2 separate regions of the Homo sapiens genome follow, and region 2 is linked to region 1. A link is a contact called in ENCODE Hi-C data. All regions are on one chromosome and are shown on one strand. The core of a region is the stretch at or near the end of the contact, and the rest is flanking DNA. Distances in the headings are between cores, read along the strand shown. Region 1 holds the start of LINC00652 (long intergenic non-protein coding RNA 652). Region 2 holds the start of RALGAPA2 (Ral GTPase activating protein catalytic subunit alpha 2).

Evidence for each region. Hi-C counts contacts between places; a loop is a spot of excess contacts on that map. Pooled maps may share reads with other maps.
Region 2: a map of B cell shows a loop between it and region 1 (12-fold over the local background). The contact joins the promoter of RALGAPA2 here to the promoter of LINC00652 in region 1. A Hi-C loop is called at or near these places in 6 of 168 maps with a recorded cell type or tissue (B cell, CD4-positive, alpha-beta T cell, CD4-positive, alpha-beta memory T cell and 2 more) and 15 of 50 pooled maps.

The regions. Positions count from the first base shown.
Region 1 is chr20:18,792,852-18,796,266 of GRCh38, reverse strand. LINC00652 (long intergenic non-protein coding RNA 652) reads left to right here and starts at 1,683. Exons shown (of 4, transcript NR_026883.1): 1 at 1,683-2,099; 2 at 2,464-2,602. It overlaps LCDR (lysosome cell death regulator), which reads right to left and starts at 2,218. Exons shown (of 1, transcript NR_026885.1): 1 at 202-2,218. RefSeq lists an enhancer at 2,003-2,542.
Region 2 is chr20:20,710,831-20,714,245 of GRCh38, reverse strand. RALGAPA2 (Ral GTPase activating protein catalytic subunit alpha 2) reads left to right here and starts at 1,602. Exons shown (of 40, transcript NM_020343.4): 1 at 1,602-1,871. The coding sequence starts at 1,766. RefSeq lists enhancers at 1,142-1,341, 1,166-1,460 and a silencer at 1,452-1,711.

The DNA.
Region 1 (3,415 bases), core at 434-2,933:
AAAAAAAAAAAAATCACCGAACTGTACCAAACTCATGTGCGAATATATTTTTTACATCCCAGTAACTCATTTGAGACTTTTAAACACATAGAACAAAGATCATGCCCTCCCTTCCTTCCCAGATATCATCACTGCAGGAATCTGGCCCATATAAAAGCATTCCTATTTTAGGACAAAACTAAACAAAGGCCCAAAGACATATGAATATCTAAAATTGAAAAAGTTTATTTATCTTTGAATATATCACAAGTATACTCAACTGGCAATATTTTTTTTAATTAGGTAAAATGTACAAGGTGTATCTTCCCACAAATTAATGAAACTGATTTTGAACAAACAAAATTGACACACAGATACATTTTCTAAGTGATGCACTTTTCCAATGATGTCAGCATTACTCAAAACATTTTTTAGAATATAAACATATAATTGATTTTATAATTGCTGTCAGAAACAAAGGCACATTCTTTTACTGTCCCAGAACATTCAAGATGCTTTCAATTTATTACAAGTACCAAAAGCAGCCACAACTCAAATGGCTCAAGCAGTTAAAGGAATTATTCTTTCCCATAAAAGCGGTCCTGAGGTAGGGCTACAGTGGCTGAACTTCTGCTATGATAAGTATTCAGGGGTTTCCCAGGACACAGCATCAATGCTAAAACTGGCAAAATCCCAATGGACTGATCCCTTCAATGGATGACAGGACCCTCTATGGCTGAAAGACTCTAAAGTTCTTAGTTCTTAGCTGTGACAGGACAGAGAACCGACATGTCCCACCTGCAGCCACACCCATCCCCTTATTATTACTAGATCTTATCAAAAGCTGACTTGAAGAGGAAAAAAGGCCAAAAGACTTCTTTTCTTCACCTAACCGCCGATGCCCTCCTTTTGGTTTTATGGTTCCAACCTGACAGCTACTCTGGGCTACAAAGAGCCCCTTCTTGACAGATGACTGCCAGCTGCAGGCTAGATCAGACTGGTCTCTGGAGATTGCACAGATCGTGAACTTGTGCCCTATGTTTCACCTTTTTGCATTTACAGCCTAATTATAATACATTTAAATGTTAAATCTTCACCCCAGAGTGAACACAGGTCATCCGCTTTTGGATATTCTTCATATGTAAGCCCAGTGCGTGTCTCTAACGAGTTTCCTCCATGAATTTTCATAGGCTTCTCCTGTATGCTACAGAATACGTATATCCTACCTCTCCACCTAGCATAAATACCTACCTTTTCTCCTTCAAAGTATGCTTTATGGCCTCAGGTAGAGGCCTGCTTCCTGCCTGCAAGTTGTAACCTCTTAGAAATAGTTATATTTTGTTTATTTTGATTCTTTTCAGTCGACACATGCAAACAGGAACGAGTTGGCTACTTGAGGGTTGGTTCCTTGTGCATCTCAGTGAGTCTTGAAAAACCCCAGATCCGTCCTTCCTTCCTGCCGCATGTCATCCTAAGGCCAGTGTCTGTCAGGGAGGCAAGGCAGCAGCAGTACTTTTGGGAAACATCCAGAATAACATTAAAAAGCCCCTTTTTCCCCACACGTGTCTTTTATCCAGAGGGTCTGTTTTCCACAAGTTCTTCAGTGATTTCTCCCCAGTCTCATTGGCTGGGATTGGCTTTCACGCCTCTTAACAGGATTGACCATGGTTCATCAAGGGTCAACTTGAAAGCTGAACCCTGCCAACTTTCCCTGAATCTCCTGACTATGGTGGAGGAGTGTGGATCCTGGAACTAAACTGAGGTGATAGGGAGGAAAAGAGAGAAATCAACAGTAAACGCTGCACATCCTCTGTCTGGTAAATGTGCATCACTGATTGTATCCAATCTAGATTCAACCAGAGAGACGGAAGCATTAAGAATGACATAGAATATGGAATTTGCTATAGGGATTTGAGCTTCTACATTTGCGGGAAGGAGCGAGTTGAACACTTAGGAACAGCTGTTGCTGCCGTGTCTGGTGGGGGGCCTGAGAGTGGCAGGACAAGCAGCCTGCCCCAGAAGTGGAAGAAACTGAAAGTGGAGTCCTGAGAGCTGAATCTGCCGCAGGCCCGCGGGCCGCCCGGGAATTAGGAAAGTTAGAGGGGATCCACGCCCACAAGGTAAGCCAGCAGATGGGGACAATTCCCCGGGCTGCGACAGTCCCTAATGTCGGGCACCTACCTTTCAAGCCTACGAGACGACAACACTGCGTCACTTCCGCCTCACGAAGCCCGCATCAGGTCACGTGGCGTGTGCTAACCCCGGAAACCTACAGGCAAGGAATTCTGGGAAACGTAGTTCCCGCTTAGCTAGGTTGACATGGTACAAAGCCACATTACCACGCTAAGTGTGGCTTTGATTTTTAGAAACCGCCTCATGCTAAGTCTAGGGAATACAGTGGTTGAATGGGGTGAGCGCTGACCTTTAGCTATTCTGGAGGAACATGTCACTTTCACTTATTTTCTTTCATGTTTTCCCACCCAGTGCTATGGACTCTGATCGCCCAACCAGAGCAAACCCAGAAGGACAACTCTCCAAGCCTTTCAATCACTCCCACTAACCCGTATTGTGGACACACTATTGTGAGGCCTACTAAGGATGTACTGCTGATGACCTTTTGAAGGTAAGTCAAATGCAGTTAATCCTAAGAGGTTGGTTAGCCCCCTGCATCTTACTGAACACAGTAAATCAAAAGCGCTGTGCCCTTGAGACAAATATGATAAATTCCCTCTGCAGTTTTGAAATGTTTATCAATGCTAAACAAGGTAGGGGGATGTGGGGAGCATGAAAACAGAAAGACAAGGTCTGACAGACACATGGGAGAGATGTCTGTTTCAGAGGCTTAGTTCAAGTGGTTACTGTATTTAGGCTATTTAATTTAAAGGTGGTTACTGTATTTACATACACATCAGAGAAGTCCAAAATTTTAAAGTAAAGATCAGTTTGCAAAGATCTTGTCAAATTATTCGTTTTAAAATGAGGACCCTTATAACAACACAGGTACTTGAAAATATTTTGCTAATGAAAGAAGCTGGACACAAAAGATTACACCATGTACAATTTCATTTATATGAAGTTCTAAAACAGGCAAAACTAATCTATGGTGGGAAAAAAATCAGAATAGAGTTCACCTTGGGAGTTGGGGGTAGACTTAACTGGAAAGGGGCCTAAGGACACCTTCAGGGATAATGAGTGTATGCATTTGTCAAAATTCACCATAGGGGTGAAGAGCACTGATGTCTGCCACTTATTTGAAAAGCATCAAAAAATAAGATGGATTGATGGATGTATACAAGCGTAGGTAGACATATACATAAAACAAATACAGCAGAATATTAATTGCAGAATCTATGTGGCGAGTATATAGTTCAGCCCAGGTCTGAGTCATAGACAGATGGATGTCATAGATAGATAGTCATAGATAGATACCGAAATA
Region 2 (3,415 bases), core at 353-2,852, 1.9 Mb before region 1:
AAGCTCAATTGCTGTAACGAAGACTCTCAAAATGCCTTGACTTAAGATAAGACATTATTTTGCTCTCTTGTTACACTTTTAGAAGTTTGTGGTCCTGATCTGTTATCATCTGGGGACTCAGGCTGGTAGGGCCGCTCTGCCATCATCTTGAGCATGGGGCTTTCATCTCCGGGTCTGAGAGTGATCCATGTTATTGGGTTTATCAGTAGTCTGTTCTTTTTTATTGCTGAGTAATATTCCTTTGTATGAATGTGTCTATACAAAGGAATATTACACAAATCTAAAAATAGAGAGACGCTCTAAAACTGTGAGTTTATTTATTTATTTTTTCCTTTTCGCCTGCCTGGTTGAAATATGTAGGACTACTTTAGCTTTTTATTGTATTTCATTTAATAAACTTTTATTGAGTGACCCTATGGGCCAAATACTGTGCTGAGGGATGGGGATACAAAGGCGTGTAAATCCTTGTCTCTTCCCTCAAGTTACAGTTCAGCTAGAGGAGAAAAAGACAGTTGTGTTGTCCCAATTTGGATGGAAACCACGTGATTCTACCTTAAGTACTTGCTGAAAAAGCTGAAAGGATGTCAAAACTTGCAGGATTCGGATGCCACTATACAATCCTACAGTGTAAGAAATCTCCTGACCATCTTTCAGCTCAAAGTCTTGCCCCAGGGAATAAGCGCCTGGCTTTAAAAAGTATACAGGCCTGAGTCAGATCCCTCAGGTTCTATTTCTGGTTCTGCTACTGGATCGCCATGTGGCTTGCACAACAGAGAACGCACCCTTCCTACAAAGAGGCAAGATCCCAAGGAGCCCTCTGAGCGAGCGACCTCCATACCCCAAGTGAGGTTGGGTTCCAGGAACCTAGGGGCCGGCTGAACTCCTCACCGGGGCACGCTCTTCCCTAGTGCCAAAGCAACTCATTTTAGTGTGAAATTAGAGCTGCGATTTCGGCACGGTCAGAGGGGCTTCGACTCGCTCCCTTGTGTGAATCCAGAAGCTAAACCTAAAAATAGTTTGCATTTGAAAAGCCTTGACACTTTTCTTACTGAGATTTTTGGGCGTGTGTGGTTCACGTTGCACTAGAGGAAAATGGGGTGGGCGCGCAGGAGGGAGAGTGAAACCACGGGCGATCTAGGCTGCCGGGGCAGGGGACGGACAGAGGCCGCCCTGCGCTTCTGCGACCCTGGAAAAGAGGTCGCAGCGCGTCGCCTGCTGGAGAACTTCATTTCCCAGGAGCACTTGCGGCCCGCGGCAGGGCGGGGCGACGTGCCCAATGCCGGCCCACTGACTCCCATCGTGCCGAAGACCGCCAGCCTGATTGGAGGACTGTCTCGCGGTGCATCTCGGGACTTGTAGTACAACGTGTGCGTGAGAGAAGCTCCTTTGTGATTCGAGGCGCCTTCTCGGCCCTCTGAGCGCGTCCCCGCTAGGTTTTGGCGCGGACGGGCTAGTGTCCCGCCAGGAGAGTTCGGCCTGTGTGCGCGTGCGTAGCGCCCAAGGGGCCGGCCGGCACCTCCCGCGGGGCGGGGCCTTCGGTTCCCCGTCGACACCGCCTTCCTGCCCCGCCCCTCGCCGTGACCGGCCCGCCCCTCCTTCCTGGAGACACAGCTGAGGCGGCGGCGGCGGCGGCGGCGGCGGCAGCAGCGGGGCTGGGGGCGGCGAGTGGCCCGCGCGACACGCGCCGGCCTCGACCCTATGCTTTGATTCGCGTGGCGCAGGCGCCTACTGCCCCGCCGGCGGGGCCCGGGCTTCCTGCCGCGGGATGTTCTCCCGAAGGAGCCACGGGGATGTGAAGAAGTCCACCCAGAAGGTGCTGGACCCGAAGAAGGACGTGCTGACCCGCCTGAAGCACCTGCGGGCGCTGCTGGGTGAGGCGCGCGCCGGGCGCGGGGGTCGGGGCGCCGGGTTAGGGGCACCTGCCGGGAGGGCGCTCCTCTGTGCAGGGGTCGGTGGCTGGGAGGCTGGGGAGGGGGATGGGTGGGCGTCCGACCCCCTTCCCTGGATCTGGGCTTGGACCCCCGGGGCTTTGTTTCCAGAAAGCCGCAGCCTGGCCCTCGGGCACTGCTCCCGTCGCCCTCGAGTTAAACTTAGCCCAGATTCTCGCTGGGCGCCTGCGCTCCCGGAGAACCTGGAGGCCGGGCACAGAGGTACCTGTCCCCTGTCCTCCCAGCAAGTGAACTGGATCCCAAGTGGTCATCACGTGCACACATTGAACTGTCACCTCCCCCTTTCATTTTTAAAATTTTATTTTTGAGTCTGAGACCCTAAGTAGACCGAGACCCCAAGTGAACCCAGCACAGACCTAATTGGGCTCTCATCTCTGTCATCCCCCTTTTAAATTTTATTTTTACTTTTGAGTGTGAGACCCCCATATAGACCGAGATTCCAGGCGATCCCAGCACAGATTTGTCATCTGTCTTCCCATGCTGCTTTTTAAATTTAATTTTTATTTTGGGTCTGGCTGCTTCAGTTTCTTTGTGTCCTTGGTGTGAAGGGGCCTTCTCTTCCTGCTTGGAGAGAGGGGTGGTTTTCTTGGGTTCAGGGAGGCTGCTTCTCCTTTATTACCGGCATGACAGTGATGCTGTCTGCCACCTTCTGGTTTATGGCCTGCCAGGTGGAGGTTCTGAGGAGCTCAGGTGGGCTTGGAGTTGACCTGTGATGAAGCTCGCCCCTGTGGGTGTGAGGTGTCCACAAGGCTTCCTGTCACCTGCTGCATGTGATCTGTAGCTGGTTCGCCTAGGCTATGTTTTGTTTTCTGTATTTTTTTACATCCTAAGTCTTAACTTTTCTTTGGGATGAAAACACCTTTGCTATCTATAGACACACTTACCTGTGTATTTGGTGGCGAAGGAAAGAACACCTTATGTTTCTTCCAGGTGTCTTTTAGTCCCAAAATTCACAAAAATCGCCTAGTGCTAATGTGTCTGTCACTTGAAAGAATATTGCATAAAATGATTTAACGTGTGAAGATTTTAAATAAAGATCTTGTTCATGAGATCAGAAGTTGCTGATTATTTCTATTTATATTCTACCTCTGAGGGGGAGAAGAACCCAAGCCAAACCAAACCACACCTGATTTTGCCAAGTGAAGTTATTCACAATCTCACATACCTTGAGGTTACACTGACTTGTTCAGTTTGAAATGAAATGTAAATTAGTTGCTGTTACAGGGATTCGTTTTCAAGACTTTTGAGAGTGAAGTGTGGAGAGTGAAGTGTGGCGTTCTTGGTAAACTGAATTTTCTACTTCCTGTAGATACCATGCACGCACAGGTTGCACAATACACAGGTTGCATTGTGTGGAGTTCCTGGTAGTGACTGATTAACACCTACTGCAGGGACATTTTTGATAAAGGAGAGTTGAGCTGTGTTTTAAAGCGTTTGATACTTTGAGCCTTTTTCTGTGCTTTAGC